6 separate regions of the Mus musculus genome follow, and all the other regions are linked to region 4. Evidence: chromatin loops called from intact Hi-C (ENCODE). Cell type or tissue: heart. All regions are shown on one strand. Each heading gives the region's core, and the rest is flanking DNA. Links, peaks and the distances in the headings are about the cores only.

The links. A loop is a pair of places that touch in the nucleus more often than their neighbours do. Peaks named below come from ENCODE experiments on the same cell type or tissue, not always from the same donor. Only the 100,000 strongest peaks of a DNase experiment are listed, where the experiment ranks them.
Region 1: it touches region 4 in a loop (2.5-fold over the local background); 8 of 42 quality-filtered maps call a loop at or near these places.
Region 2: a loop joins it to region 4, with 8 times the contacts of the local background. A loop is called at or near these places in 17 of 42 quality-filtered maps.
Region 3: it touches region 4 in a loop (2.6-fold over the local background); 9 of 42 quality-filtered maps call a loop at or near these places.
Region 5: it touches region 4 in a loop (3-fold over the local background); 2 of 42 quality-filtered maps call a loop at or near these places.
Region 6: a loop joins it to region 4, with 8 times the contacts of the local background. A loop is called at or near these places in 17 of 42 quality-filtered maps.

The regions. Positions count from the first base shown.
Region 1 is chr13:42,142,283-42,147,565 of GRCm38, forward strand. All of the region lies in intron 3 of Hivep1 (human immunodeficiency virus type I enhancer binding protein 1), which reads left to right. Among named protein-coding and RNA genes, the nearest start is that of Gm32778, 42 kb to the right of the region's middle. In heart, for the core only: a CTCF peak has its summit at 2,564 (motif pointing left); no DNase peak of the experiment used is centred there.
Region 2 is chr13:42,239,148-42,244,430 of GRCm38, forward strand. No RefSeq gene overlaps it. Among named protein-coding and RNA genes, the nearest start is that of Gm32778, 55 kb to the left of the region's middle. In heart, for the core only: no CTCF peak of the experiment used is centred there; no DNase peak of the experiment used is centred there.
Region 3 is chr13:42,155,342-42,160,624 of GRCm38, forward strand. Hivep1 (human immunodeficiency virus type I enhancer binding protein 1) reads left to right here. Exons shown (of 9, transcript NM_007772.2): 4 at 1-4,977. Among named protein-coding and RNA genes, the nearest start is that of Gm32778, 29 kb to the right of the region's middle. In heart, for the core only: no CTCF peak of the experiment used is centred there; no DNase peak of the experiment used is centred there; H3K27ac peaks cover 423 bases.
Region 4 is chr13:41,706,706-41,711,988 of GRCm38, forward strand. No RefSeq gene overlaps it. Among named protein-coding and RNA genes, the nearest start is that of Gm40925, 32 kb to the left of the region's middle. In heart, for the core only: a CTCF peak has its summit at 2,910 (motif pointing right); a DNase peak (open chromatin) is centred at 2,936; H3K27ac peaks cover 2,779 bases.
Region 5 is chr13:42,172,267-42,177,549 of GRCm38, forward strand. The region is part of intron 7 of Hivep1 (human immunodeficiency virus type I enhancer binding protein 1); the gene reads left to right. Among named protein-coding and RNA genes, the nearest start is that of Gm32778, 12 kb to the right of the region's middle. In heart, for the core only: a CTCF peak has its summit at 2,939 (motif pointing right); no DNase peak of the experiment used is centred there; H3K27ac peaks cover 662 bases.
Region 6 is chr13:41,640,692-41,645,974 of GRCm38, forward strand. Tmem170b (transmembrane protein 170B) reads left to right here. Exons shown (of 3, transcript NM_001163572.2): 3 at 1-663. Among named protein-coding and RNA genes, the nearest start is that of Gm5082, 5.5 kb to the right of the region's middle. RefSeq lists an enhancer at 2,521-3,992. In heart, for the core only: a CTCF peak has its summit at 2,383 (motif pointing right); a DNase peak (open chromatin) is centred at 3,270; H3K27ac peaks cover 2,506 bases.

The DNA.
Region 1 (5,283 bases), core at 512-4,511, 440 kb after region 4:
AATTTTTACCTGGCCACCAAGGCTCTGAAATGAAATGATTTCATTCAGGGAAAGATTGGGAAGCATCAGGTGTGGTTGGGTGGGAGACCAGAATAGGTGAGAGGGGACCTGGGGACGCAGGGAAGAAGCTAGTCTGTATTATAGCATCTAGACCGTCTAGCATGCTTGCCCCCCCTCCAGCCCCAGAACTCCTCACTGAGTCAGTCCCTTATTGCCCTGATTTTCCATGTCTTCATTAGTATAATGGTCAGTAGAAGAAATTAACATCAACCACCAACAAAATAGAGTCCTTTAACAAGGTACTGTCACAGAAGTCATTTGACACTTGCAAATTGTTTAAGTCTGTCCCCCATCCAGACTTAAGAGGGATGTGGCAGTGTCAGCTTGGGGTGCACGGCTTCTCAGGCCCCCCACCGAGCACATGCTTAGTGGAACTGCTTAACAGACCCTTCTCCAGTCATGACAGAACTCCACAAGGTGACCCTGACGTCTTTGTATCATTGTTCTGCACCCCTCTCCTTGTGGCCCCCTCCCACCCTACCCCTGCCGTGGGCATCTTCCTGTAGTCCTTCCAGCTTGACTTTGCCCATCATAGTGTCCACGGGCACCTGTGAATAGGAGTTCTTCGTCAGTGAAAGAGTCAACAAGGATGGATGGGGAGTGGGAGAAGATGAAGTCCTTTTCCTAACAGGCGGGGCTTGCAAGCAGTGCACACTATTGCTCTTAGGTCTCAGGTTGCTTATCTGAAGGAAGCTATCTCCTTTAGGGTCTTCAATTATCTGGCACAGTGATGCATACAAATCATTGCTGTTTATCCCAGTAACAAAAATCTTCATTGTGATAGAGTCTGTGGACAGCTGCAAATTGCTCTGTCCTCAAGATTTTGTTTAATCATAAAGAATGAGACTTTTCTTGTTGGATTTAATATTACAATATCAACATCTTTTTATCCTGGTGGGTGTGAAGCCCTGAAGTGAAGATTCTAGATTCTGACAGTTTAACACTGTCAGAAACAAGTCTGCAGGAATTTCCAGTTTTCCACCTTTGTAGTAGACAGTGTTATATACAGTTTATAACTTGTCACTAAGGGCCAGCATTATGCTGGTAAACCACTGAAAGTCAGGGATCAAACAATCTTTAGTATTTGTCACATTGGTAGACATATCCCCTGCCATGGTAGATGTCAGGCTACTAAGGACTCTGACTTAGAGGCTTCCAGAGTGTCACTGAGAGTGGTCCTGAGCACATACTGCTTAGAAAAATGATCATCTCATGTCAGCCATAATGTGAGAGAATCCTGGGACCGGACGAATGTAAACTTAATATGTAGACAGCTTTGGATTTTGTTAAAGACATCACTAAAGTCTTTGAATCTTTCTCCTGAAAGTAGGCCAAACAAGACAGGGTGATACAACTTTATTTGTTCAGTTTGTGTTTTAATCAAAGGTAGAGTGGGCCTCCTATATAACTGCATTTTATGAACCTGAAAAAAATACATCAGGATATTTTGGCTTAGACTTCTTACTGTTTCCTTTTAAGTCATGCTTCTGTATGCTGTGTGGGGTGGGTACTCATGGGTTTCTGAAGAAGGCATTAGATCTTCTAGAAACACAGCTGCATGTGAACCACCTGACAGATAAGCTCAGCGGAGCAAGGCATGCTCTTAACCCCGGAATCATCTCTCTAGCCCCCCCCCCCTTTCTACTTTATTTATTTATTCTTTTTTTTTTTTTTTTTTTTCTTTTGAGAAAGTCTCACTATCTAGCCCAGGCTGGCTTGGAACTTGCTATGTAGATCAGACTGGCCTCAAACTCACAGAGGTTCACCAGCCTCTGCCTCCAAAGTACTGGTGTTAAAAAGGTGTGCGCCACCAATCAGCTTTACCTGTTGCATTTCTATTTTGCATGAGTCATTATTCAAAATTAGAGCATGTTAGAAGAATAAAAGATAGAGTTACGTCATAGCACCTGGTATCAGTTGCGGTTGATCTTCTCTTACCTGCTTAGCTAGCTCTGCTGTAGCAGTCAGAGAACTTGTGTTAAGGGGCAGGGTTGTGTAACTCTCTCTCTGGTGCTTATGAAAAGGATTAGAACCAGCACTAGGTATGCCTCCTCTCCTCTGTGTAATATCTTTAAAAGGTAGCTGGAGAGAGCAGTAAGCACTGCGTTGTGAGGGTACGGCGTTTAGGGATGCGGTGAGTAACAGGAGAGTTGAGATGCTAACACAGGCACAGCTTCTGAGGCTGCCTCTCTCCTTGTCTCTGGGCGTATCCACTCACTCATTCACTTTTGACTGACCCGCTCTTGTACTGTGCATGGTTTTTTGTACTTGATTAAGTTTCATGCAGGTTGTATAAGTTACCCATAAGAGAGAATGCCATAACTAATAAACACGAAGAGAAGGAAGTTGGCTCAATGGTTCTGAGCCTTGGTGAGACACACCATGGTGGTTGTGTGGAGCAGAGGGGGCTGCTTTCTCAGGGACAGCTAAGAAGCTGAGGGCCTGCAGTCCCCACCCACCTAAGACTTAGGTCCTAAGAGTCTATACCGCCACCCAGTGCCAAGGTGGGGACAGAGCCTTCACCGGTGAGCTTTGGAGGACTTTTACATTCACTTTGTAGCATAGTTGTGGCATCTTGGCAGGTCCACCATGAGTTTTGCTTTGCTTTGCTTTGCTTTGCTTTGCTTTGCTTTGCTTTGCTTTGCTTTGCTTTGCTTTGGTTTTTTCCTGTTGGTTTTGCTTCATGTGCATTTTCTCTCTGGAACTTTGCTTTATCTTAAGGGAGAATGCTGAATTTCTCTGTTAGTGTGTGCCTAGTATATTGAATTTCTCCATTACTGTATTATCTGTTGTGTTAAATTCTTCCACTGGTGACTGTTATGTAGGGTTTCTCTGTTGATATGTGCCAGTTTGTTAAATCTCTCTATTAGTGACTGTTGTGTTGACTTTTTCTGTCCATGTCTACTGTGTTGAATTTACCTATTAGAATTTGCTGTGTTGAGTTTCTCTATTGATATGTGTTTGTTGTGACAAATTCTATAAAGTGTCATCTTTCAGGTGGTATCTACATCACTTCACCTGGAGAAAAATCTCTGGGTTGGGAAGTGGGAATCTAGCATGGGAGTTCATTTCCTCTAGGGCACTTTGTGATATCATGCATCAGAACTGTTGATCCTTTGAAAGCAATCTGAATTTTCAAAATTATCAATATGCTTTTCTCACCAAGAATTTTATCTTTGACTTTTGCAGTTTTCTATTGATGAACACAGGGGCTGAAATTCTGTATCTTTCTTGTGTTTCATCCAGTGCTTTTAAATTTGTAAGTTTATGTGTTTGGTTTCCCAGAGTTTCTTTGTCTTGTCTCACAAAGGATGCCCATTGTTCATCCCTGTACTGTCAGATCCCCAGAGAGTTTTGGGTGGTTTCTTCCTTGTTTCATAACCGCCTTAGAATCCTGATGTCCTTTATCTTCTGACATGTCCTCCAGCATGGTCTCTTTCCCAGTTCTTAAATGAGTTGAGTAGGTCTAAGCCTGCTGGGTTCTATTTGCCTTTTCTATCTACAGTGTCAATGTTAGCCCTTGTAGGTATCCTCTAGACCCTCAGTACTCCCCAGCAACATAAACCGAGTATTGACCTGGTCTGGTGCACTGGCTCACGTCACTGCAGGGCAGTGGCTCTCATGCCCAGTTCTCTTCTTAGGTAACCAGCTATCTTTGAACTGGTGCTGGATATTTTATTTGAAAACTACAGAAGTATTTTGAAGGCTTAGTTGCAATCTTCCTTCAGAGATTTTAATTTTCTTCCAGGCTTCTGGGCAAATAGCAATCTAATATGATCTTAATAGTTTCAGGTTTATGACTTTGGGAGCCGTGAAAAGTGAACTGCAGGGAACGCAGAGCTTGGTTTCCATCTAGTGCATCCTCAGTCCCAGACAGGGCCCTGAAGCTCCTACCTAGGAGAACACTGGGGTCTTTACTGTGTGTACCATGTGGAGAACACCCTAGTCTGCTGGTTCTTTCTGCTTTGTTTAGACAGCAGGGACTCCATAGCCTAAGCTCTCCTTCTGAATATGCCTGCCTGTCCTGGGGACAAGGGCACCAGTGTTTTAATCTGAGGATCTCTAATCCCTCAGGGATCTTGATTTGGTAAGTTCTTTATTACCTACAGGCTGATAGTGTGTGTTCTCAGAGCAGGTCTGGGTTAGATAATTTTCTGTTACCAGTAAGATCACATAAAAATTGTGTATACACTAGCGTATCAACCTTTCATCTGCTTTCAATTTATTTATTTATTTTTTTACTTTGTGTATATTTACATATATTTATATGCCTAGAGACTTTAGTTTTAATGTATTTAAATCACTTTTCCTTTCTTTCTTTCTTTTTTTTAATAGAAACTTATTATATTCCAGCATAAGATAAGCTAAGAACTTACCTGTGGTTTTCTAGCTGTTTCTCTGGTTTTATTTTTATATTGAACCTTTGAGCTTATTTTATACACTGTTTGCTTATAACCTACATTTATTTTATCATCTTGTATATGAGATCAGAATCTCATATTGGAAATGGTATCATCCTTTTCCTAAGGTTTTGAACTCTGGCTTTATAACATATTAAACCTTTATAAGTTTCCTTCTTACCAGTGATCTGATCTCGGGCAGGGCAGGGGCGGGAGTGGGGAGGGTGGTCCTGTTTTAGTCCCTATGTCACAGCACTGACTTTGTCCTTACGGTTCTTTGCAGAACTTTGCCTTCTAATAGAGTTTATTTTCCTGAATAAACACTATGGTTTGTCATATTTTAAAACTGAGAATTTTTTTCATTAAAATTTTGTAAAATACAGAAAATTTAAAAGAACTGAGCTGGCACCTTCCCAGCATTAACTCTTGCCAGAGGCGTGATGTGCCAACCCCCTCCTGGCTCTTTTGAGACTGCTTTGTCTGAGCTTGCGCATACCACAGCCCTCACCGCCTACCCCACTTCCCATGTTCTGGGTCCATCATTCCTCAAGTCTGTTGTATTGTCTGTATGTTTCTATTACTTGGTATAAAATTTTACTTTTATCAGAGTTTAGGTTTCTGTTGTAAATAAATTTTCCCTTATGTTTTCTACCAGCCTTGGTATAAATAGAAAGATTGCTGTTTGTGAATATGGTAAGGAGGTAGCACTCAAGACTTGTGGTCATTTCATTGCGTCTTTTTAAATGACTGTCCCCACAACATGCTGTGCATCCTTACCATCCGTGTCTGGCTTGTTGCACAAGCTGGTTGCTCTCAAGAAATG
Region 2 (5,283 bases), core at 529-4,528, 530 kb after region 4:
ACATGGCCTGGAAAGTATCAGTCAGCACACAATTGGTGGCTTGGCTTTAATCTTTATGTGGGGATTTTAGAGTAGTTAATTCCCTCCTGGGAAACAACATACTGTAATCTCAGACCTTACCTCTCAGCCAATCGGGGTCCCTTGTACAGGGCCACTGTCCTGGAATCCCCGTAGCTGGGGAAAGGCCATTAGAGAGGGTCTGTTTAGAGACTCAGAAGCTTGGGTTAGGGAGGTTTGCAAAATAACATCGCTTGTTTTTTTTCTCTGACTGAAGCTCTTGAAGAGTGGAAACTCAGGGTCTCATGATCTCAGTCAGTGATGTCTGCTGCAATGGAGGGCTTTCTCTGCTTGTCTGCACCTCTGCTTTGATGGAGACTAGGAAGACAGGTCTCTTCTTAAATTCACCAAGTCTCAGGCCTTCTTATTCCTTCCCCTCCTTCTGTTTGAAAACAACAACAACAACAACAACAACAACACTGAACCATCCATTTGTCTTTTTTCAATGAGCAGCTTTTTTTTCTGATTTTAGGCAGGCACGTGCATTATAGGAAAGAAAAGCGCTACCAATGGTGGTGAAAATGTGAACCCATCATGGGGTTCTTGGCTTGTTAGTCTCATTGCAGTTCTCGGTCTCTGTGACCACAAGTTAGTGTGCACCCACTATTGTTCCTAGGAAAATTCAGGCTCAGTTCCTGCATTATTCCTTATCAATCAATTAACCAGTACACAACCCTGCAGTGTGAGTTTTTGTGTGAAGATACATTAAATACTGCTGATCCATTTAATGTGGAACTCACCAACAGTTGCCTAACCCATTGTTTTAGCTAGGGTTTCCACTGCTGTGAAGAGACACCATGACCTAGGCAACTCTTAATAAAGGACAAGATTTAACTGGGACTGGCTTACAGGTTCATGGGTTCAATCCATTATCATCAAATCAGGAAGCATGGCAGCACCCAGGCAGGTATGGCACAGGAGGAGTTGAGAGTTCTACATCTTGATCTGAAGGCTGCCAGGAGAAGACTCAGCATCCTCAGGCACCTAGAAAGAGGGTCTCAAAGCCCACCCCCACAGTGACATACTTCCTCCACCAAGGTCACGCCCACTCTAACAAGGCCACACCCCCTGAGAGTGCCATTCCCTGGGCCAAGCATATTCAAATTGCCATTCCTGTGGCCTATGAAAGTTTATCTAAAATGTATATTTGTTTGTGTACTACCATTTTCTTGTGCTTTCAGGCTCTAGAGTCTTTCAGTGCTACACCAGGGGACAATTTTAAACAACAAAATTATACACAAAACACAACAGATGACAAAAAAGTCACACAGTGTGAGAGCAGGATGTCATCTCCTTTGAGCTCAATGCAGTAAGCATGTTAAGAGATTAAGCATTTTAACCTCTATGCATGAGCATGAATCACTCAAAATACCATGGGAATGGATTTTGGGGTTATAAACAGATTTTACCAAGTAAGCAAATTGGTGGATAATGGAAATTATGGGTTATAAAATTCTGCCATATTTGTTCCCCTCTACTGAATAATGAAGTCTGTTGAGGGTAGCAGAAAGAAAGGCTGAGAGATTGTTGGCTAACTAAGACATTTCTGCAAGTGATTTACCAAAGGCACAGAACCAAAACAGTAGTCAACTGGTCCATTGTAGAGAGATAGAATCCCTTGCAGCTCTAGAGAGAGAGATAGAATCCCTTGCAGCTCTAGAGATCTGTTTGTGGCTCTGTTCAAATGAAAAAAAAAATGCCTTGCCATAAATGTGAGCTCTGTTCACATTTAAGGATACTTATATTTTATTAAAATGGATTTACATCCAGGCAACGAGCCAGGAGATTATCCAGCCCAAAGCTTGCTCTGTATTCTCAGTCATCCAACCTTGGACCTCCTGCCTTGACTCTACCACAGACTTCTCATCCTGTGTCGGTGACTATACATGGCTGACATATCAGCTGCCAGAAGCCGCTTTCGTTGTTTGGAATGTTAATTGCAATAAGTGGTCAAAACTCCTATTTAATTAATCAGAAGTCAATTCCAAGTACAACATAAGATAAAAACACTAAATGGAATGCGGAAGCCCTGAATCTGATGGAAAAGGAAAGTCAGATGCAATAAAGTCCAGGAATCAATTTCTTGCTGTTCCCTGAGCATTCACAGCCCGTTCTCATTTATTTACAAAAAACCTTTAAAGTGTATTATTGAGTTTGTGTGTGTGCATGCACACTCAGTTACTGCAGGTACCATGGCCCATATGTGCAGGTTCTCTCCTTTCACCTTTCCATCATTTCTGGGGACCTTTACCCACCGAGGCATCTCCCAGCCCTCTTTCTTGTTTATTAAAAGTTATATTTTTCCTCTATGAGCAACTGATTGGATAGATTCTGCCAGGGCCACACTCTGAATAGAAGCAAAGAGACAATCGTTCAATGGTTTTTTAGACAAGTACCAAGAGAGGACAGCCCTCATTATCCATAGACTTGTATCGTTAGGTCCTAACGGAGAGAAGTGGGTGACCTTTAGAAACCAAGTCCTGATGTCACTTCCTGGGACCAGAGCTCCTATCTGCTTTATCCCATGGGGTTATTCTCACAGACACCACCAGAGACACATGGGCTGATCTCTTTATAAGTCTCAATCTTAGATCATGTGTTTAGTGATGAATCCTCACCAGATCACTTGCTAGTGATGCTTTTTAAGGGGGGTAAAAATGATTGACAAAATTTCCCAACCATTACCTAGTCAAAAGTCTAAAAACCATAAAAATATAAACTTAAAAAAAAAGCATGACGAATTCTTTATTATTTGAATAGGTGGGAAAAAAAAAGGTATCATGTTGAGATTTCCCCCCAAATTAGCAGTGTACCACTTTGTGATTCATCTCTTTGTATATAATCTATAACACATGCATTAGAATTACGTACACAAATACGTATACCTGTGTATATGTAACTAACTCTTCTGATAATGAGGTCACAGATTCCAAGGATACCTCTGTCTCTTTAGATCTCCAGATGGCAGGCCTGTTTCTACTTTTAGTTATGGAATTTATTGTTTTCACTAGACAATAAAACATTTCGTGTCAAATAAATAAGGGTCACACAGTTTCCAAATAACACATCAGGGTGCTCATAAAATCCAAACATGCTGAGTCAGGTCATTTTCAAAGGGCAGAGCCAGCACTCCTCCAAATTCAGTAACTCCTGGAATGTGGCAGCTTCCCATGCTGCTGCCTGGTGGCCTGAATCTTTCATCCCCTCTACCTTCCTCCGAGTGCTAATGCTTTTATTATTGGGAGGTGGGAGAAGTACCAACTTTCTTAATTAAGTAAAATTTCATCTATTAACGTGAAGCTCATTCTAACTGATGAACACACACAAAGAACACTGTGCATAAGAATCCCCAGTATCTTCATGAGCTGCAGCCATTATGAGCTACGTGAAGATTTTTTTTTTTTAAATAAAAGAATGTTGCTTATAGCCTTAAGAGCAGCAAGAGAGCAAGAGGGTCAACAGAATGTTCTTGGAAAGGCTGCCTGAAAACTTGCCCGCTTTTCTCTGGTCTCATTAGTGGAAGGAACGGACAGGTCACTTTCAGAAGGATTAAAGGGTCAGGGAGTTTAGTGAAGGGAAGTCCCTGAGGCCTTTAGAAAGAACATGGGCTATAGTACAATCTGGGAGCTAATCCTTTGGGTAAAACCTGACAGATTTGGGAAAGCTGTTTCTTTTTTTCTTTTTGGTCTTTAGCGAGACAATTTCCCATTATGAACAGATCTCAGATTGCCTTCATCTTTATCCCAAGTTGCAAGACTGGCTGCTCTTGTCTTCTCCGCTGCACACTCCCTCCTGGGCATTGCATTCACAAGTCTTGTCGCCCCTGCCACCACCCCCACCCCAACTGTCCCTATGCTAGCCTTTTCTGACCAGAAGTATCTTTGCTTGGTTTCCTCTCCTCTTACCCTCATCTACAATTATCCAAACTTCCACTACTTCAACCCGCTTTCAGGGGTGGTCTTGGATAAGACTGACTTACAGAATGCCAGGGTTTTGTTCGTTTGTTGGGGGAAGGGGAGGGCGGGGTTTTGCTATGCAGGCTGATACTGACTTGACACTCTCTACATCCTCCAGACTGGTTTCAAACGTGTAGCAATCCTGCCTCGGCCTCCCAAGTGCTGGGATTACAGTTGTGAGCCACCACTCCTGGCATCAGAATGTTTATACTAAAGAGGATCTTTGCAGTCATCTGGTCTACCTGTTTTTTGTTTGTTTTGCTTTGTTTTGTTTTGTTTTTTTTTTTTTCCTCCATAAAGAACAGAAATTGTGGAAACTCCCAAAGTTGCTGACAGAGCCATGATAGCTCAGGACTAATTCTGTATTTTCTCTTAATAATGACTGTAAAGTCCTGACAACCTAATCTCTAACAAACTAAGGTAAAGGTACTGTTATTCCTCAGATTTCCTTGGAATCTAACAATTGGTTCCAAGACCCCTGCAGATTAAGTTTCCACCATAAAAAGGAGTAATGTTTGCACAGGGCCTATACATATCCTCTCATACACTTTATGGATTTGTAAGGTTTATTTTGTGTGTCTGTCTGTCTGTCTGTATGTATGTATGCCTGAGGAGGCTAGAAGAAGGTGTCAGTTCTGTATCTGAAGTCACAGATGATTGTGAGCCATCCTATATGTGTGCTAAGAACTGAACTCTGGTCTTCTGGAAGACAAATGTGCACTCTTAACTGCTGAACCATTTCTCGAGCCCCTCCTATATACTTTAAAGGCTTAGATTATCAATACTGTGTAAAAAGTTGTCATACTTAGTTATTTAGGTAATAATGACAAGAAAATATCTGTTGATTTAATTGCAGAGGCAATATATGTGTGTCCACTTGTGTGTGTGTGTGTGTGTGTGTGTGTGTGTGTGTGTGTGTGTATGAGCTCACGCTCGCACATGCACGTGTATGCCTGCACTTCCACACCACACAGAATCCAGAGTAAGATGATGGGTTTTCTGCTTTCTTGCTCTCTGCCTATGACCTTGAGGTTTGATCTAGAGCTTGGTGCTTTCTGTAGGTTGGCTGGCTAGCAAGCTCCAGGGATGTGGGTGCTAGGGCTCTTAACTTGGGGTGTTTTGCATATGTTACAAGCCACATTCTCAGAAATTCAGAGGTATTTTTTAAATACATATTTGATGTATATCTGGCTGCATCTGGAGATGTGGAAACCACGCCCACAGGAAGTTGACTCCCTACAGGGCTTCACACCCATGGGCAATTGGCCAA
Region 3 (5,283 bases), core at 595-4,594, 450 kb after region 4:
ATGGATTCTGTGTCACCTTTGTCAGTAAGCCCTGCCAGTTCCACACAGTCACCCCCAGGGCCAATTTACAGCTCAGCCCATGTTGCTTCTGTTGTCAGTCAAAGTGTAGAACAAATGTGCAGTCTCCTTCTTCGAGATCAGAAGCCAAAAAAACAAGGCAAATATATCTGTGAGTACTGCAATAGAGCATGTGCAAAGCCCAGCGTGCTTTTAAAGCATATCCGCTCCCACACTGGAGAGCGGCCTTACCCCTGTGTGACTTGTGGGTTTTCATTTAAGACTAAAAGTAACCTGTATAAGCACAAGAAGTCCCATGCACACACCATCAAACTGGGCCTTGTCTTACAACCAGAGGCTGGGGGCTTGTTCTTGTCCCAAGAGTGCCCCAAAGCACTTAGTGTCCATTCAGACATTGAAGACAGTGGGGAGAGCGATGAAGAGGGGCTTGCAGATGGGAGACAGAACAACCCATGTGTCAAGGACCTGCAACCTGTGCAAACAATGAAGACGGTATCGAATCCCGAATCTTTACCCAAATTGATACCAAGCAATTCAGATCATGTGGTCCGTGGCTTCTCTTCACAGGACAGACCTTCAGACTCACAAGCCCCGACAGAGTTACCAAAGGTTGTGGTCCACCCAGTAAGCATGCCCCCCTTGAAAACTGACTGTCTTCAGGTGGCCAATCCCAATCCTGAACTTCCTAGTCCACAGAGCCCGAGGGACCTTCATGTTGCAAGCATACTGTCACATTCAGCCAGTGTGTCATCCTTAGAGATGGATGAGTCGTGCCATCAGAAAGGGGATGTGATTCAGTCAGAAGGGAAGCCAGATTCTCACAGTGGAACAGCACATGCGCAGCTCCAGAGACAGCAGGCCACAGAGGACCCCCAGGAACAGCAGGGGAAGCTGCTGCTGAGTCCCCGGAGCTTAGGAAGTACAGACTCTGGCTACTTTTCACGGTCCGAGAGTGCTGATCAAGCCGTGAGTCCTCCAACTCCGTTTGCCAGAACTTTTCCCACCATGGACCCAGACCCAGCTAAGAACGGTGGAGCCCCAGGGCCTCGAATCAGTGCTCCAGCACCTTCTGCTTTGGCTACCGGAGAGAAGTCATCGGTCGTCACAGGCCAGATGCGCCCACCCTTGGCCACCAAAACTCTGGAGGAAAGGATTTCCAAGCTGATCTCAGACAATGAAGCCTTGGTTGATGATAAGCAACTGGATAGCGTGAAGCCCCGGAGAACCTCACTTTCTAGACGGGGAAGCATTGACTCCCCCAAATCATACATATTCAAAGATTCCTTCCAGTTTGACCTAAAACCGATGGGACGGAGAACAAGCTCCAGCTCTGATATACCAAAGTCCCCGTTCACCCCAACTGAGAAGTCAAAGCAGGTGTTCCTCCTGTCTGTCCCTTCCCTGGACTGCCTGCCTATCACCAGAAGTAACTCCATGCCAACCACGGGCTATTCAGCAATCCCTGCAAATATAATTCCTCCCCCTCCCTCTTTGAGAGGAAGCCAGTCATTTGATGATAAAATTGGCACCTTGTATGATGATGTCTTTGTGTCAGGACCCAACCCATCCATGCCCCCAAGTGGCCATCACCGTCCCCTGGTCAGACAGGCTGCAGTGGAAGACTCCACAGCCAGTGAGAGTCATGTTCCAGGCTCTGGGCAGTCTGTGGATGAGAGCTGTCAAGGGTGCCCATCCTCCAGTGAGGCTGGACCAGTACAGAGCAAAGCAGCGCAGACCCCTCACCTAGAGAAGAAGAAGTCACATCAAGGACGAGGAACCATGTTTGAGTGTGAAACCTGTCGAAATAGGTATCGGAAGCTGGAGAATTTTGAGAATCATAAGAAATTTTACTGTTCAGAGTTACATGGGCCCAAAACAAAGGCAGCTGTGAGAGAGGCAGAGCACGGCCCGGCACCCGGTGGGGCACAACCCCAGGTTCTCCACTACAGAGTTGCTGCTCCCACAGCTGTGTGGGAGCAGACACCCCAGATAAGAAAAAGGAGGAAGATGAAAAGCGTAGGCGATGAGGAGGACTTGCAGCCACATGAGAGTGGGCGGTCCCCAGAAAGCGCTGATGCCCTTCAGCTGCAGCCGGTCCCAGGGGCTGCTCCCAGTCCATCCAAACATACCTCTGCCACGGCAGCTGACCAGGCACACAGAGGCGTCCAGCTTGTGGCCCGGGGCCCTGAACGGGCCTTGCCCCTGAAGCAGTGCCCCATGGTTGAACAGCAGCTGAATGCTGCAGCTCAGGACAAGATGGAGGTGAAGAGACAAGGGGGTGGCATCTCTGTCATCCAGCACACCAACTCCCTGAGCAGGCCCAATTCATTTGACAAGCCAGAGCCCTTGGAAGGGGGCATCACCTTTTCTTTACAGGAGTTAGGCAGAACTGGGATGCCTGGGGCCCTGAAAGTGATAGGAATGGCCCCAGAGGAAGGCCACCCACCTCAGGATGCCATGCATCAGACAGCACTGTCACATAACCTTAGAGGAGAGCCACGGGAAAGTGCTAGAAAGATTCCAAGTGAGCGGTATGTGTTAGGGCAGCCCTTGAGACTTGTCCGGCAGCACAACATCCAGGTCCCAGAAATTCTGGTCACTGAAGAGCCAGACCGGGACCTGGAAGCCCAGAGTCACGATGAAGAAAAGTCAGAGAAGTTCACTTGGCCTCAGCGTAGTGAAACCTTATCAAAGCTGCCAACAGAAAAGCTGCCACCTAAAAAGAAAAGGCTTCGGCTGGCTGAGATAGAGCACTCCTCAACCGAGTCAAGCTTCGAGTCCACTCTGTCCCGGAGTCTCAGCAGAGAGAGCAGCTTATCCCATGCATCTAGCTTCTCTGCCTCCCTAGACCTAGAAGACATTTCTAAAGTAGAGCTGGCCCCCAAAATTGACTTTCCAAGCAAAGCAGAGTTTCTTTTGATTCCACTGGGTTCAAACACACTGAGTGTCCCCGGAAGTCACAGGGAAATGAGGCGGGCGGCATCAGAGCAGATCAGTTGCGTGCCTACACTGATGGAGGTCTCTGATTTCAGAAGTAAGTCATTCGACTGCGGGAGCATTGCTCCTTCCCACGTGGTGCCAGCACTTGTTGAATCACAGCCCTCCTACTCCCCATCTGCTGTTGGGGGCACTGCACACGTGCCCCTTCTAGAACGGAGGCGAGGTCCCCTGATTCGGCAAATATCTTTAAACATAGCTTCAGATAGTCACCTCTCTCCTGGCAGTGCAGCAGCTCTCCAAACCATTGTTCTTCCTAGTGTGAACACAGTGCCGTTTCAGGCTCCGAGGCTCCCCGATATGGCTTCTGCTGACTGCCCTGCACATACTGTGCACCCCCAGGCCCTGGCTAAAGATCTTCAGGCAGAAATTTCAAGTTCCAGCTCTACGGACACATTTCCTCCTCAACAACTTTTTGGTGCCCATTTATTAAACAAAACCAATACATCCCTTAGTCACCAAAACACACCACTGCCTCTGCCAGTGTCTGCACAGGGTGGCAAACCAGATGCAGCACCCACTGCATGTGTGTCTTCGACAGGGGAGGGTAGCTTTGCTCCCAAGTACCAGCTTCAGTGTCAGGCCTTCACTTCAGACCAGGGTTGCTCTGCTCCTCTGCGTTCTTCACCTAATCAAGTTCTTCCAGGTCAAGCTGGAGCAGATCCATGCCCAGCGTCAGAAGCACCGCCAGCCAAAGCAGCCGATCCCATGGCTAAACCGTGCCCTCTGCCGCCGCTGGAGCTCGGGCTCCCGAGGGATGAGGTGCTGCAGAAGCAGCTGCCCTCCTTTGTGCTGCCCGTGCCCCAAAAGAGGAACGTGACAGTGGACTGTTTCACTCCTGTCACATCTCTGCCACAGATCTTAGTGACCCAGGATCTGCCCAACATGCCAATTTGCCAAACTAATCAAAGTCTAGTGCCAGTCAGCGAAGAACAAAATTCCATGCCAAAATCACAGAACTATCTCCAAAATGCATCGCCTACACCGGAGAAGGAGCTTGCATGCAAAACTGTTCTCCCAGAGGTGGGCCAGAGTGTTCCAGTTTCAGAGTCCTCGCCGACAGTTCAGAAGGTGTCTGTTGGTAGACTCTCCCCACAACAAGAATCCTCAGCCTCCAGTAAAAGGATGCTTTCCCCAGCAAATAGTTTAGACATTGCCATGGAAAAGCATCAGAAGCGGGCTAAAGATGAGAACGGAGCTGTTTGTAGCACAAACATAAGAGCGCTGGAGCTGCCAAGCTCAAGAGCTAATGAGAGCCATAAACAAAAGAAGCCAGTCCTGGTAAGGCAGCTCTGTACCACGGAGCCCCTTGAAGGAGCGGCGCTGGAACAGGGTGCTTGCTCGGCCTCTGGAAGGAGCAGCAACAAGGCTGCTAATTTGACTCAGGTTTTACCAACTGATAGTCTGTCATCCAGACCCTCCACGTTTGCAGTCACAGACCATGTCAATGAATTGCAGGAGTTTAAAAACACCAAGGTGTCCACATCTCTGACTCCTACAGTGGGAAGTTTCCCTGCTCCATCGGAAAGTGCCTGTGTTTTGCCTTTGAAGTCTATAGACAACAACCAGGAAAAGGGGTCGCCAGGGGTTAGACATGAAGAGAACAAGGTCATCCAAGGGCAGAGGCCGCCTCTAGTGTCTGGTCTTTCATTGGTGAGCAGCTCAGACACTCAACAGCCGTCATTTCCCAGCCTCAAGACTGCAACTAGCTTTACATGGTGTTACCTGCTGAGACAGAAGGCATTGCCGTTGGCTCAGAATGACCAGAAAACTTCAGCCTATACGGGGTGGACAGTAAGCTCCAGTAACCCAAATCCACTTGGTTTGCCTACAAAAGTTGCTCTTTCTCTTCTTAATTCTAAACAGAAGACTGGAAAGTCACTGTATTGCCAAGCAATAACCACCCATTCAAAATCAGATTTAGTGGTCTATTCAAGCAAGTGGAAAAACAACTTAAGCAAGGTACTTGAGATATAATTTATCTTCAATGGTGTTTGTGCAAATTAGTTTCAACAAGTCTCAACACCTTTAAGTATCTTAAAGTATTTTAATTGTGAGTGACAGGTTGTACTATGTGATTATTAGATGGGAGGTGACACTTTCCCCAGCAGTCCCACTGGGAAGAGTCACCTACAATTCTGGCAGTGATTCTGTCTAAATATTTTGCAAGCAATGACTTCTGCGGGGCACTGATTGTTAGTTTGTTCGTGCTTTTCCCTTCAGCTGACTCTGCTCAGAGGAGGCTAGCACTTTGATTTTTCTCGTCAC
Region 4 (5,283 bases), core at 668-4,667:
CATACATACACACACACATACACACACACACATACACACATGCACACACACACACACACACACACACACACACACACACACACACACACACACACATATGGTCGCTGCCTAGATTAAGTTTTCCTTGGTTCTTGTAATCTTGTACTAAGAACTATAGGAGTGTACACAGATACCAAAGCAGCAAGAGGTTTTATTCAGAAGCAAAGAAGCAGTGTCCCTGAATGTGGTTTCACCAAGACTCCTAGGTTACTTCCCAAGCTTTCATTTTGCTTGTATAGGTGCAGACGGAAGACTGCCAGGGTGTGGTGAGGGTGGTTATATGCCCCTGACGGACAGGCTTGAGTTAGGCAAGCCTTTGTTAGTTTTGCATATCCTTTACCCAGATGCACCTGTTTTTAATCCCATGCACGCCCAAGTACACATAGGTGTGGGATGGTAAATGGAAGTTTCACCTAAAAGTTCACTCACATGCTGCATGTCGTCTTCACACACACACACACACACACACACACACACACACACACACACACACACCCCTATACCTCTAAAACAAGCCCAGGGTATCTTTACACTCCACCCAGTTCCAGCATATATTTGATCAATAAAGGGAGGTACCAGGGGCTTGTCAGTTGTCAGGTGGAGTGAGCAATTGCAATCTGGAGAGGACTGTGTGTGTAACTCCATGCAGGTGGGCACTGTCCCTGCAGTCCACACACCTTGTACTGAAGAGTGTTGGGGCCCTGAAGCTGACACATGCATGTGCCACAACACAGATGTCAGCATTGGCTGTAGTGACACTTCCCTGCTGTCGGCTTACCACCTCCCTTTCACGTTAAGGGCTTTATTTCCTTGAAGTGGAGATGGGGGGAAGACACTCAATTATGTGTATTATATCCATTACTGCCTGCCTCCCCCATCACCGGGCAGTTTTGTATCACCTGGAGAAGGAGAAGCTGAGGACAAATAATCTCCTCCCTCCCCATTAGGCCCTAACTTAAATGCTCTCCCCATGATGTCACATAGGCCTTCAGGTCTCTATTCGTTCCCCAGTAAAAGGAGGCTCTTAAATGGAATCACCCGTGGGCTCTTCAGGCTGACCCGAATTCTGGCGATGAACCCAGCAGAGTTAGGCATATCACGGTACCTCTTGGGTGTTTTTCTGCACTGTCTGATAGATAGAGAGCCACGTTTCCTGTGGGCACTAAAGGGTGCGGGTGCCCTCAAGCATACCTATACTATCAGTTCCTCTCTAGAGTGTGAGGCAGACAGACCTTGCCTTTGCACAGACTGACACATTCCATAAACACTGGCTTTGCCCTCTGCTCTGCACAGGCCTACTTATGTGGAGATTATCGTGCACACTGCTGACTTTAGAGATATCATAGATAAGGGCATGAATGTCTCTGACGAGGAATTTGTGCTGGTTCAAGCAGTCAGTGGGAACCTGAGCCCTAGCATGCGAGGCCTGTGAGGATGTCAGACATCATCCATCCTGCTTTCCTCACACTCGGGAGTGGGGGGTTAAGAAGAGGTGACTCTGTCACAAAGGAACACACATGGTATGTACTCACCGATAAGTGGATATTAACCCAAAAGTTCAGAATACCCAAGATTCAATTCACAGACCATATGAAGCCTAAGAAGAAGGAAGACCAAAATGTAGAGGCTTCAGCGCTTTTTGGTAGGGTGAACAAAATACAGGAGGAAATATGGAGACAAAGTCTGGAGCAGAGACTGAAGGAAAGGCCATCCAGAGACTGCCCCACCTGGGGATCCATCCCATATACAGTCATCAAAGCTGGACGCTATTGTGGAGGCCGGGAAGTGCTTGCTGATGGAAGCCTGATATGGCTGTCTCCTGAGAGGCTCTGCCAGAGTCCGAACAAATTCAGAGGTGGATGTCCGCAGCCAACCATTGGACTAAGCTCGGTGGTCCCCTATGGAGGAGTTGGAGAAGGGACTGAAGGAGCTGAGGGGCTTTGCCGCCCAATGGAGGGAGCAACAGTGTCAGCAGGCTAGACGCACCCCCCACCCCCGGAGCTCCCGGGGACTGGACCACCAACCAAAGAATACACATAGAGCAACCCATGGCGCTGGCCACATATGTGGCAGAAGATGGCTTTATTGGACATTAGTGGGAGGAGAGGCCCTCGAGCCTGAGGGTGTTCGATGCCCCAGTGTAGGGAAATGCCAGGGCAGGAGGATGGGAGTGGGTGGGTTGGGGGAGCACCCTCATAGAGGTGGGGAGGGAGAGATGAATTAGGGGGTTTCCAAAGGGGACACCTGGAAAGGGGAAAACATTTGAAATGTAAATAAAGAAAAATATCCAAGAAAAAAATAAAAATAAAATACCTACGGTTTATGAATAGAAAAAGGCTAACAATGAAAAAAAAATCCAGAAGAAAATAAATAAATACATAAAGGGGAAAAGAAAAAAAAAAGAAGTGTGATTCAGTTGGCTGGCGGAATCTTCAGACAGACCAACCTGGGACTATTTGGGTTTTAGTCAAGGACGAGGAATGCATGGCTGTTCTACATTAGTGTGCACTCACTGCCGGCCAGACGCATGAGGAATGGCCGCAGACTTTCTCGGAATCTTATGTAAGAGATGGAAGGACCTAGAACATGTCTGGACAACTCGTTCCACTTCTATTTTGTGAAATTAATTGTTTACAACCCCTGTCTTTCTTTTAGCTCAAAAAACTGAACCTTGTATTCCCCTTGAAGTCAATTAAAGGAAGCTGTCTGTTTAGGGAAATAAATGCTCTCCAAATTGCAAGAGCAGAGGTGACAACTTTTTCAACATTTTTTTTTCATTTTTTTCAATAATGTAAATCCTCTAGATGATGCCTATTTTGGCAAACGACCTGTATTGGGGTTTTATGGGACGACGCTAACACGTTGGTGTACGTTCGGCCAGCAGGTGGCAGCAAACGTTTTTATTAGGAAAACCGTGCGCTTGAAAAGAACGCCTAATCAGCAGTCCCTTCTAGCAAAAGAAGCCTATTAAGTGAGCACAGCAGAGGGCATTCACCACAACGCTTCACGCAGGAGCCTTTCTTAAGAGGGGGCTCTTGGCAGTAGATGGTGGAAGCGCGGGGTGAATTATTTCCACCAAGTTTGTTAAAAGGAAAGTCCAGATGAGATTAAGGACTGGAAAGAAAACTCTATTGAGTTTCGCATCCTAATGACAATCCAATTTCTCGGCCCACAAACTTCTATCAGCCTTTCTCGGCCTGCAGCCTGGTGCTGAGGGGCTGGACCCAGCTTTTACCATGTGGCTAAGGTTTTGCTGTTTGGAAAACAGAGTACTTCTGGGCTACCTAACTGATGGAGCGCTTTTCTGGAGTAGCACACTCTTGCTTTGAGATGCCCGAGGCGACCGCTATTCCTTTTCATTGCCGCTGTTCAGGGCCACCAGAAGAGAATGCTGGGATGCTAACTATCCTGACACATCCTGGCCGATTTACGTCAAGTTCTGATCCTTATAAGACTTTTAAAATATAGTAAAAAGGTTCATTCGTTCTTTCAATGACTGCTTGCTTTGTGCCCACTATGCCCAGTGCTGTGCTTACAGAAGTCTCAAGTCTAGGAAAAGAACCAACTCCTTTCTCATCAAGTCCCCACAGAAACCTACAGAAACAAGCCCGGGTAGGAAGGAACACAGTCCTGGGCTGTTGTTGAACCTAGTCTAGGTTTACAGACTGATAGGAGTGGCCAGTGGTCCTGAGTCAGGGACCCTTAAGCTGAATTTGAAGACTGAGGAGGAATGCGTAGGTTAAAGGAATAAGGAGAATATTCAGACCAGAGACTAAAAAGTTCTAAGACCTGAAGATGGAAGGAAGGATAGGAGGCAACAGACGCTGGGAGGGATAGAATATTGGGGGAGAGAGTGGACTCTGCTATGTAAGTGGAAAATCATGATTCTTGCATTTATAAGGCAAATGTACACACACACACACACACACACACACAATTGACCTCTGCTGGCTGCTTTTGTATAGTTTGTGATACTGTTAGCTTGGAGCTAGCGCAAAAATATTTCCAAAAAATGTTCGAGTATTTTACTGTCCCCAAGGCATTGACTTACGTAAATGGACACAAGTACCTTTAGGGACAGCCACTGTGAAAGATCATAACACATATCTTTAAAAATATATATAAAGCCTTATGCCCTTTCTTTTCTCCTTCATTAAGGAGATGTGGACCTGTGAATTGACCAACATTTAGAAATAATCCCTTCTGGCCACTGTAAATTGTGCATCCTGCATTTGAGAAGCAGAGATAGGAAATCAAAACACTTCCCAATCACCAATACAACACCACATATATAGGGTTCCATGTTGTTCTTTGCATAAAATTATTTAAGGCATTGTATTGTCAGTGTATGGTGCATGAGGTACATCCAAGACAATGGATTATACACTTAGACTTGGACCCTAGTCGCCCAATACAGTAGCTAAATACCTGCAAATAGTTTATAATCTTTAAAGTATCCAGAATCTAAGACTTCTGTCCTAAGCCTTGCTGTGTAACGAATACTGTTAACTTTGAAATGAAACACATCCCATGAGTACAGTTGGTGTGATGATTTACCTTAATCAGTTTAATTATCAACTTGACACAATATAGTATCACCAGGGAGAAGGGTCTCAAGAAAGGATTGTTTATACTAAGTTAGCCTGTGGGTATGTCTGTAAGGGCTGGTCTTGATTATGTCAGTGAATGTGGGAAGGCACAGCCCACTGTGAGCGACACCATTCCTAGGCAGGGCACCCTAAACTGCCCAAGTGTCAGGAGTACTAGCTGTGAGTAGACATGCAGGAATTCATTCTCTCTGTTCTTGACTGTGGACGTGACAAACTACTTCAAGTTCCTGCCGTGACTTCCCCTCAGCAGTGGCCTCTAACCTGTAACTAAAGAAACAAATAAAACCTTTCTCCTCTAAAGTTGCTTTTGTTGGGTGTTCATCATAGCAACAGGAAGGAATCTAGGACAAGTGGTAAGTGCTTGGTCCCCAGCTGGTGGTGAACTTACAGCAAGATGCTTAGGAGAGGTTCCTTCAACTTTGAGCATCTCCCTTGAGGGTCTCAGTGTATCCCGTGTTCCCCTAGTCCTTGGCTTTCTCATCTCAGTCCAAGGGTTTACATTATCCCTCTCCCCTCCCATAGTTGCAGTTTGTTTGTGTACACCTAGTCAAGAGACTAGGAAATGCCGTTAATGTACAGCAAGCTCCCAACACTGAGTCCTGATAACTTGTTAGTCTGAAAATTATGGAATGAA
Region 5 (5,283 bases), core at 766-4,765, 470 kb after region 4:
GGATACCCCTGGATGCTTAGGCTCATCACCCTGTACTTGTGGTTCTGTGTTTAGAGGGCCCTTCTCAGCAGGCACAGTTAGAAAGCAGCCAGCCCTCTCCTGGGAAGAGCGAGGGGATGCAAGGGGGTGACTGTTGGCCTGTGGTTATGGTGTCTTTCATCACTCCAATATTAGATATGGATATCAGGCCTTCACATAGGCTAGGCTAACTCTGTACTGTCAATCAACCTTCAGTCCTCAGAGGCCTCTGTCCTGCCTTAGACTGAGCCCTACTATGAGACATCAGATTAGCTCAGTGAAAACTGGAAATCAGAAGTAACCCAGTGAGCTCCTTCATCTCTTGGAGTTTTGCCTTGACACAGCTGAAGTTGGTCATTTAATCCCAGTCACAGATTTCAGCTATCCACTATGTAAATGTAGTAATTTAAGAAGTAGCCAGATTGAGTGAGCCAAGGAGCCAGTACCACGAAACACCAAGTCAGTAGCAACTGGAAAACGGTGACATCGTCATCTTGAGTATGGTGGCATACTTTAGTCCCATCCACTTGGTCTACTCCAGGGAGTCAGATCTCTTGAACCCAGAAATTTTCATGCAGCCTGGACAATAGAGATAGTCTATCTCAATAAAATAAATAAAAATTTAAAATCCCCAAACAAAAGAGTTTTTCTCTAGGTTTTACTAAGAGGAACCAACAGGCTGGTAGTTATGACAGCCATGGGGTTCTACAGTTAGTTCTTCAAGAAAGACTGGTAGGCAGCTGAGGAGTTGACTCCGTAAGTAGAGCACTTGCAGTAAAATATAAGGACCAGAGTTCAAATCCCCGGAACCCACCCAAATGGTGGTGCATGCCTGTAATCCTAGGGGCTCCTTTAGCTGTAAGACGTCCAGGAAGAAAACCAACCCTGACCCCTGGTAGGAGAGCACACTCCACACACATGTGCATACTTCATGCATACATACATACATACATACATACATACATACATACATACACACATACACACACACACACACACACACACACACACACACAATAAGAGAAGAAGGCCTGTTACATTTGGTACACATCCATGAAAGTCACAGCCTTAAACTTAGCCCTTGATTATTACAGACATGGGGAGTGGGGAGTCTTTAAAAACAAACAGCAGGACATAATTCAGGAGATTTGATTCTTCCAGAAGCCTTGGTGCTTTTCCAGTTAAAAGGCACATTTAGGGTCCTGGTTACCAAACCGTTCTTTTCTCTAGGTCATAAATAATCATTACCAAGGAATGTCTGAGCCTTTCTTCATTAAACAAGGACATGTTGAACACTCAAATGCAACTGCATGATTTCTGCTAAGCCTGGTGGGCTGCTCCTCGTTGTTTAAACACCATCACCATTTGGTAGTCTCTTGGTCAGCTGTACAGCTGTACAGCTGTACAGCTTTGTGGGGAAACTTGAAGCTTTTAAATATGTTGTCCTTTAGTTATTCCTCTATAGGAATAACTTGTCCTTGTTTTATTGTGAAGATTTCGATTGTTCTTGATTACATATGTGCATGTTTGCCTAAGTGTGGCTCTGTGCGTGTGTATGCAGTGCTTGCTGAGGCCAGAAAAAATACTGGATCCCTGGGAGTTAGAGGCGAGCTGCTTGACGTGGGTGATGCAGACTGAAGTCTGACCCTCTGCACAGCAGCACGTGCTCTCCAGCCCATTGTAGTTCTCACTGAAGGTTCTCTCTACACTTAGTCTCCTTAGCTTCACTGGCCTCAGTCTCTATGTCCCAGCTGTCAGGTGATAGTTTTCTCATGCACATTCTCCACTGACAGAATATGTTCAGTGAAGTCAGAGAGACCCGGTGAGGTGGGCTGCAGATCCTTGCGTTTCCTGATTCTCTAGCGGGCCCTTGCAGCAGTGGGCTTTGTAGGCTTCCCCTCACTCCGCTAGCACAGGAATTTATGATGTCATTTTCAGTGGCGCTGGCTCAAGGATGGAGAATCAAGTAGAGTTGAATATACATTTTTGTACACAGCCATTATAATTTGCAATTATACATTTGCAATTTAGAAGTTGTTACCACTTAGCTTTAAAATTAGCAATGTATAATGTATAATTATGGTATAAGCTCCTGAAAAGTTGGATCTTTTCAACTTCATACTGCACATTCCCATAGTCTTGCCATATAAAATTATGTGGCCTCAGGAGTCTTGCCCTTGTGTTTTGAGGGTATTAAGGAATATATCTTCGTTTGCACCTTTGTGTCAAAAATGGTGCCACCAGCAATTTGCTTTTCAGCCTTTGATCCAAAGAATGTTTTCATCAACAGAGTGCTAGACTTCAGCACAAGGAATGTTAATGTGTGTCCTCAGTGGCCAGCCCAGGGACAGCAGCCTCAAAGGGCTAGTGCAGGGAGAAGTATGCTTTGCAATGGAATTTTAAGTACTGACCTATATACATGAGATAATGGTTCAGACCACAGGCTTGCAAGCCTGGGTCATGTTTACCCTTAGAAGCACTGAGTGAATTTTATAAAAGTACTAGCAACATTTTCCTTCTAAATGAGGCCAGTAGGCTGTCAGTACCAGATTTTTCACACAAACATCTATTGTCTTTAAGTTTCTTTGTAGAATAGGAAATCATAATGGCCTTTAAGACGTATACTTAGTGCAGTGTTGATAGCAATTACTTACAAACAACAGAGCAAGGGTGGCCTTCTGGTTTATGCCTAAAGCTAACAGTCTGCAGTTCTGGCCCACTGTGTTCATGTAGGTTGCTTTCCTACTTTAAATAGAAGCATTATTCACAAGCTTTACAGAAGGGTTTCCCTGGCTGCTGTTGTTTGGCTTTCAACCTAGTACTTCCTAACTGGGAGGAAAATAAATCCAGACTAGTTATAACAAAAGAGTTGGGGAGGGGACCTTGTCTTCTGGGCTGCTGCTGTCTTTGTGGCTCCAGCTCATCCAGCAGGTGTCACTGTCTGGCAGCGGTGGGAGCAGATTATGGCTCATCCAGGCAGCCTTGGGAAGAAGGTCCTTTCCCAAAGAAATTCTCAGGGAAGCCTTTGTTATAAGCTTTTTCGAGCATTCATTTTGGAGGGGGGAAAAAAAACCCCACTGCTACATTAAAAGATTCTCTTTTCCTTCTTGGGTTAAATTGTACATGCAAAAAAGAAATAACTTTTGTAATCTAAAAATTGTGTCATGTGTTAGAAACATTTACAGTGAATGGGGATTGTGTCTGGAAGAACAAATTGCATGGAGCTTTTAAGTGCCATTTATTTACAAATTTGTTAAGCAAATGTGGATGTCTTCTCCATAGCCTCTAATGGCTACCACAGAGAAGCCAGAGCATTTATCTTCCTGGGGTATTAGCCTATGTTGTACACACTAAAAATAATAATGGCTGCAATATGATAATAAGAAGGCAGTGAGTCCTGTTGGAATGGTGAGGAGAGTCTGGGGTTCACATGCTGGTTGGATGCTGTCTTAGTCAGGATTTCTATTCCTGCACAAACATCATGACCAAGAAGCAAGTTGGGGAGGAAAGGGTTTATTCGGCTTACACTTCCATATTGCTGTCCATCACCAAGGAAGTCAGGACTGGAACTCAAGCAGGTCAGGAAGCAGGAGCTGATGCAGAGGCCATGGAGGGATGTTCTTTACTGGCTTGCCTCACCTGACTTGCTCAGCCTGCTTTCTTATAGAACCAAGACTACCAGTCCTGAGATGGTCCCACCCACAAGGGGCCTTTCCCCCTTGATCACTAATTGAGAAAATGCCTTAGAGTTGGCTCTCATGGAGGCATTTCCTCAACTGAAGCTCCTTTCCCTGTGATAACCCAGCTGTGTCAAGTTGACACAAAACTAGCCAGTACAGATGCTTTCCAGCCATCTAAGCCCCTAACTTCCTTTGTAAGGTATGTTATCTATTAACTGTCATATCATAGGGATTTTGTTTTGATTTGGTAACATGATACAAACAGCCTGGCGCCGGCAACCTTTTTCTTAAAGTGCCGGGTAGTAAGTATCTCAGGCATGCTTGGCTGTATGTTCTCTGTTGTCACTGCTAGCAAACTCCAGTTGTACTGCAGCATACAAACAAGCTTGCTGTGCCCCCACCACCACCACAAAATTTTCTTTACAAGAATAGACAGTGAGCCAAATGTGGTAGTGACTAGAGTTGCCAGGCCAGGTAACCAAGGAACTGTGAGTGCCGCCATAGTTACTATGTTAAATAGCACATCAATTTCATAAACTCATACTCGGTGAGGCTTTGGAGAAATGGCCAAGTCTGTGTCACCTCTTTGCATACTGATAAAAGCTACAAACAGGACTAGAAAGATGGCTCAGCAATTAAGAACACTTACTGCTCCCAGCACCCACATGGTGGCTCACAAACCTCTGTAAATCCAGTTTCAGGGAGATACTGAAGCCTCTTCTAGCCTCCCTTAGTGCCTGTGTACACATACTATACATACACAATGCAGGCTGAAGAGTCATGGAATAAAGATACATCTTTAAAAACATTTTTAGTTAAAAAACAAAACAACAACAAAAATAACAAAAATCAAAACAAACAAAACCAGCCAGGCATTTCCTGGGGACCAGTCCTGATTCACTGCCAGCAGGCGTCTCTGGGAGCTGGCCTCTTAACTAGCATACAGCAGTACATAACCAGTACAGCAGAACTGAACAGGCGCTTAGAGCCCTGTTGTGGAAAGAACTGTCTTCTGGGAATGACCTAGAAATTGTGTGAGAGAAGGCTCAAACGCCATGTATACAAGGCCCTTCCCCTAGGCTGAGAGGCTGACAGTTGCTGGAGTTGGGGTGATTCTTCTTAGCATTGTAGCTGCCTGTATCTGTAACCCCAATTCCAACCAAGCTGGACTTAGGTAGAATGATTGCTGTGGTGTGGCTATATAAGGTTCTTAGAGCGTTTTCATGTATCTCCAGGAAACTCTATCTTCTACTCATGGATATTACCCACCTTATCATTTTCTTTGTTCCAAAATACTGGACTGGTTTGACAAATAGATGGTAATCCACTATTCATTTGTAGATTTCCAGAACTTTTGACAGTGACCTTTCTCTTTGGGAAATTCAGACACCAATTCTCTCAGAGAAAGAAAGACCATTCTCTCCAGACCCTGGGAAGGGAGCTGAAAGAAAAGAATGGCAGTCTCTCCTTGGGTTCCCTCAGCATCAAGGCTGATGGCTCTTTCGAGGAAGGAAGTTTAGAGCTGTATGACAACTAACCCTGACAACTCACTCTTAAACTTTGTTAGGGAGATAAAACATTAAGA
Region 6 (5,283 bases), core at 477-4,476, 66 kb before region 4:
AGACTATAAACTACACTGTAAGAGTGTGTGTGTTGCATGTTTACATAAAACAATTTCATTCTGAAGGATTATTTCAACTATGTTTATATGTAATACCTAACAGGTTGTAAATAGTGTATACTATTGATTTTTAATTTTATATGAGCGATTTTTTTATTTCCCAAGTCATGTACAAATCTCATTGTGTATATAGCATAACTCCCTGGAGACACAAATTTTGCAGTGAATTTTAAGTATTTTAATCGCTGTAAGCATCATGTTAGCCTCAGAGATGCTGGTCCTTATTTTAAATTATTTTTCACCACACATTTTCTTCAAAGGGCAGCAATAAACATATGCAAGTTATTTTGGTTCTTGAAAGTTGGCCTCAGAAGATAAGAGTGCAGTTCAATTCACAGCTGTAAAGAAAAGATGCACAACTTACACCATCCGCGTCTGGTCCCAGGACAACTTCTGAGATCCATCTGCACATGGCTCTCCTCTTTGTAATATACAGGGTGAACTGTTGAAAACACACAGGACATCTGTCACAGTGAATCCAGCACTTCAGTGTCATTACACAGAATTTATTGGATTAAAGTTTGTAATATACAGTATTTTAATAAAGTTTCTGTATTCAATTTCATGCACTTATATATATAAATAAACCTGTCTTTAAAAACTATACAGTGCTGAACTCCTGGCTTATTTCCATCCTGTCTCTTCCCACCTTGTTCACAGCGGACTCGCTGTGTTCTCATACACCAGTGGAGTGGCCTGGAGGCAGTTTGCCTGCATCTGTAAGATCCTGGGCCCAGACCCTGGTTCCACAAAAGCCATAGAAAATAAAACGTCATGGCCTTTCTGGATCTTCTGTCAGTTTTGTCTGGGCCAGTTTCACCTGTGGACTTTGAAAGTGTTGAAAAGGTTAAGCAGCAGGTTGAAAGACAGTTTAGTTAACTGTTATATTTGCTGGTAACCAATCTTGTCCTAAACCAACCCTGGGCCACATACGCATTTATTTCTACAAGTCACTATTCTAAAAATGAAGTCACAGGACTGGGGTGGTGGCTCAGTCAGTAATGCTGGTTGCATCCAGAGCTCCAGCACTCATGTAAAACATCAAATGTAAGGTCACAGAGACAAAAGGCACCCTGTGTTTGCTCCTTAGCCAGTCCTGATTGATAAGTTCTAGGTCCAGTAGAGACCGTCTCTAAAAATAAGGTATCCTTAGCGAGATGGGTAGTGAATGAAGGCACTTGCCACAGAATCTGATGACCTAAGTTCAGTCTCCAGTACCCATATGGTGGAGAAAGTTCAGATATAAATGGAGAGTGATGGGAAGGCATCAGTCATCGGCCTTGATACACACATAACATGGCAATATGGAACCTGGGAGTCAATATGTAGTCAGAGTTCTTAAAAGATTGCTGAGGGAGATGCCAGGCTAACCATCCTCTTGAGGAGGGAGCAGAGAGCCACTCCCTATGAATGTCACTGGGACAAAAAGTAGCCTAACTGCATGTTAAGGATGCAGACAATTTTCACATGTACTGGTGTTTATCTAATTCTTACTAAACTGAAGTCTACTTTCCTTTTCTTTTGGAACAGAAGACGTTCTCATTCTGCCATAAGAATAACTTTCCAGCCGGGCGTGGTGGCGCACGCCTTTAATCCCAGCACTCGGGAGGCAGAGGCAGGCGGATTTCTGAGTTCAAGGCCAGCCTGGTCTACAAAGTGAGTTTCAAGACAGCCAGGGCTATACAGAGAAACCCTGTCTCGAAACCCCCCTCCCCCCAAAAAAAAGAATACCTTTCCACAGAGACTGTGAACCCAATCCAACCAAACAAGAACTCGAGACGGAAGGTACATCTTGCACAAATGCACACAAAGTTTATTACTTTGTATCATCTTTCTTGGGCTCAGAGTAATATTTTGAAATGTTTTTGAAACGGGTAAGTATCCTTAAATATTTTATATCCGCTGAGCATTGTGAGAAGACCCTAAATTTCAGACAAGATCAGAGACAAAGAAAACCCAGAAAAAAAGACACTTGAGTCCTCTTCCAAGCCACCTAGTGGAGGACAAGTCCTGCTCAGGCAGGAGAGACCAGCTCAGACTCACTGTCACTGAATGGGCACGCACGCCTAAGTTAGGGATGAACAAGGTCTGTGTTTTTAGGAACAATGAAGGAAATCAAACCCCATGGTGGATCTCTCAGACGGAAGTTGGATCTACCTCCAGAAACACTTGAGAAACATCTCTACCTCTTAGGACTGTCTACGTGCACTGAAGTTTTCGTTATTTTTTTGTTACCAGAGCCAGTCTTGGGCTCATAGTCCTGAGGAGAATTTATAGAAGGGAATTGGGTTGGCTGGTTTAGTTGCCAGGCCATATTTTGCCACTAGATGGCAGAGTTGTTCCACCTTTTTCTACTTGGGCATCCAGATTAATTTAGTTTGTCCTTTTGGGCTTATTCCCTTAAGACACGGCTAATTTTTTGTTTAACACATACGTAAGTAAATTAAACGTGAGAAAAAGCATGGTTTCTGCATGCCATTGTTGGTCAATTTTTACTTCTTAAGAATGTTTAAGATACACTGTTGAGGGTTGTTTCCAAATAGAAAATTTCACATTAGTTGTAATAATGTGATTTTTTTTTAAACTATGTCACTAGCCTGGCCTTGATTTATGTATTTTTTAATTCAAATACTTATTGCCTAGTGATACTTTATCAAATTGAGTATAGTACGTAGCAAGTGTCAGTTACATAGTGTCTAGGGGACGAAGCCTACTACAAATATTCCACAACCTTAAGGCACTATGACCGTTGCCTATCAGGTCCTGGTCTGCCACCCATTGCTTTAACATGGCCATGATCAGTTTCTGTGACTCTGTTTAAACACCAGTAAACCCAGAATAATTTCTATATTCAACCTATAATTCTGCTTCCTCTGTCATCCATTTATCTGTCTTCAGGACAGACAGACAGACAGTAATTCTAGGGAGTGGTAATGAACAAAGCAAGAACCAGATTCAGTGTTGGGGAGTAGGTACAGTGCATGTTGAGAAATTTCTTTCAAACTTAAACTGTCCCCTTGACCAGGGTGCTACTCTGGCGACAGAGCCCGCTGGGGGATTTTTTTTCTTTCTTTTTTTAGAAACAGTTATGGAGAGGAGCCTTACAAAGCAGAATGGATGAACTTGCTCAGCCAGCAAATTCCTTGCATTCCCTAGACCAAATATGTCCATGCTGAGGAAGCCACAGCAGTGACTTTAGTGAGGTCCTCTGAAGGACAGGCATGACGCGCCTGTCAGCTGTGCCACCAGGTCACCAGCCACCTCAGATCCTGTTGCTGTTGGCTTTGTGTATTGTTGTACAGAAATAACTATAGCTCGGACCCCCGAAGGGCAGGTGCTTTTATGTCCATAGCTTTTTTGACTTGAAAAGCACACAGCACATTACCCAGTGTGCTCTGACCTCTGTAGGGACTGTGCAGACAAACACGGAAGGCGCTTCCAGCTGTGGTCAGGACACCTTGAGAAGAGGACCTGAGAGTTTTCATAAGCCTGCTCTTCCTTCCTTGTCCCTTTATGTTGGGACTAGTGCCATTGGGTGATTCCAAACAGCGATACAAGAAGGTAGCAGGGCACCCTACAGAAATGGGTGGGATTTGTCCCTAAGGAGAGACCTGGTCATCTTTCTGGACTGACCTCTGTGTACATGAGACTCCATTTTAAACCTAATGTCTTGTCTACTTCCCCAAAGTAAATGAACTCTCCTTCTCTTCTCAGAGGTTGAGCTGCCGTGGTTTGTGTCACACCATCTGAACAGGTGCATTCTCTTACATCCCTGGACTGGGACTGAGCTGTCACTGTGAACTCAACGCTAACCTAAGCTTCAGCCGTAACCCTCACTGTACCCTCAACACCAGTACTATGTTTGAAACGTTAGTGTCTACGATTCTCAGTTCAAACATGTGTAATTTGAGCTACTTGGGTTTTCAAGGTCAATGAGAAGGCAAGAGAAATTCAAATTTAAATCATAACCTCTCTCTCCCCCACCCCACCCCCGTGGTGTGTGTGTGTGTGTGTGTGTTTGTTCTCATGTGTGCCTAGAGAAATATAAAAGCTGCTATTATTGGCAGAGCAGTAATTCTGCTGTTTCCCAACCTTCAATGTCAAACCTCTCCAACGTGCTTCATTTTATCTTCCCAGTCTGATATGACTCGGGAAGCATTATTGTTGTTTATTTAGGGAATTTGTTGGTCCTGTTTGGGTTGCAACCCAGGGTTTTGTGCACACCAGGAAAGCATTCTTCCATGGGGATAGACCCCAATGTGTGTTTTGTTCCTGCTTTTCTGTCCAGAATACATTTACTCGTTAAACAAAGGTCTTTCATGGAACTTGGGCAGCTGGTTAAACAAAGTCTGTTCTGAGGGCCACCCTACAGTGACTACAGCAGCCCTTGTCTGGACTCTGGTAAGCCTCGGGGGCCAGTGGGTTCTTTGGGCATGGATTATTTCCTGGACAGCCTGAGTCCAGCTCTTCTACATGTTAAGCTTCATCTTAACACTTTGTAAAGAAAGCAGAAAGGCCTACCTGAGACTCTGGTGGAATTCTGTTTGATCGTGCTAGGGGTGGGGCAGTTACCCAGTCCCTTCATCATAATGGTTACACAGCAGTGTCGTGGACTTGTAAAAGTATCCCTGTATTTATTCAAGGCCTTAACTAACCAGACTGTTTTCCTTCATAAATAAAACCTGTATGGGTTCCAGACTCTTAATTCTTCGCTGATTCAATGTGTAGCACTGGCTAGCTGGATCAGAAAAATAAAATCACTAAGTCGGAACTAGTCTTTGTGGTTATTTTGAGTTCAGCATAGACCAAAGAACTAAAGGATCCTTTGACTGTCACAGTAGTGGGATCCTGTGTTTGAGAGATGTCTGTGGGACAGGGCCTGAAGAGTGTCAGCAGCTGGCTCCATGGCTCTGGTGGAAAAAACGGAGCAGCGAGCTGAGCAGCTCCTGTCAGGATCAAACGACAACATATCAGTTGTGACAACGGGATCCATTTGTGGTGTCAGAATCTGTCATGGAGAAGCCATTAAAAGGTTAGGCTGGAATTTAGCTTACAATGGTGTCCCCAAATAAAGACTAGCTCAACATGATGTCACCTCTCCTATTGTAGGAGAGGATGGGGGCAGAGATAATAGATTGACAGGCAACCCTTAGAGAATTTCTCTTTCATGTTGAATGGTATTATCTTGCATGGATCACATTCTATGTTAAAATACCCCCGTTT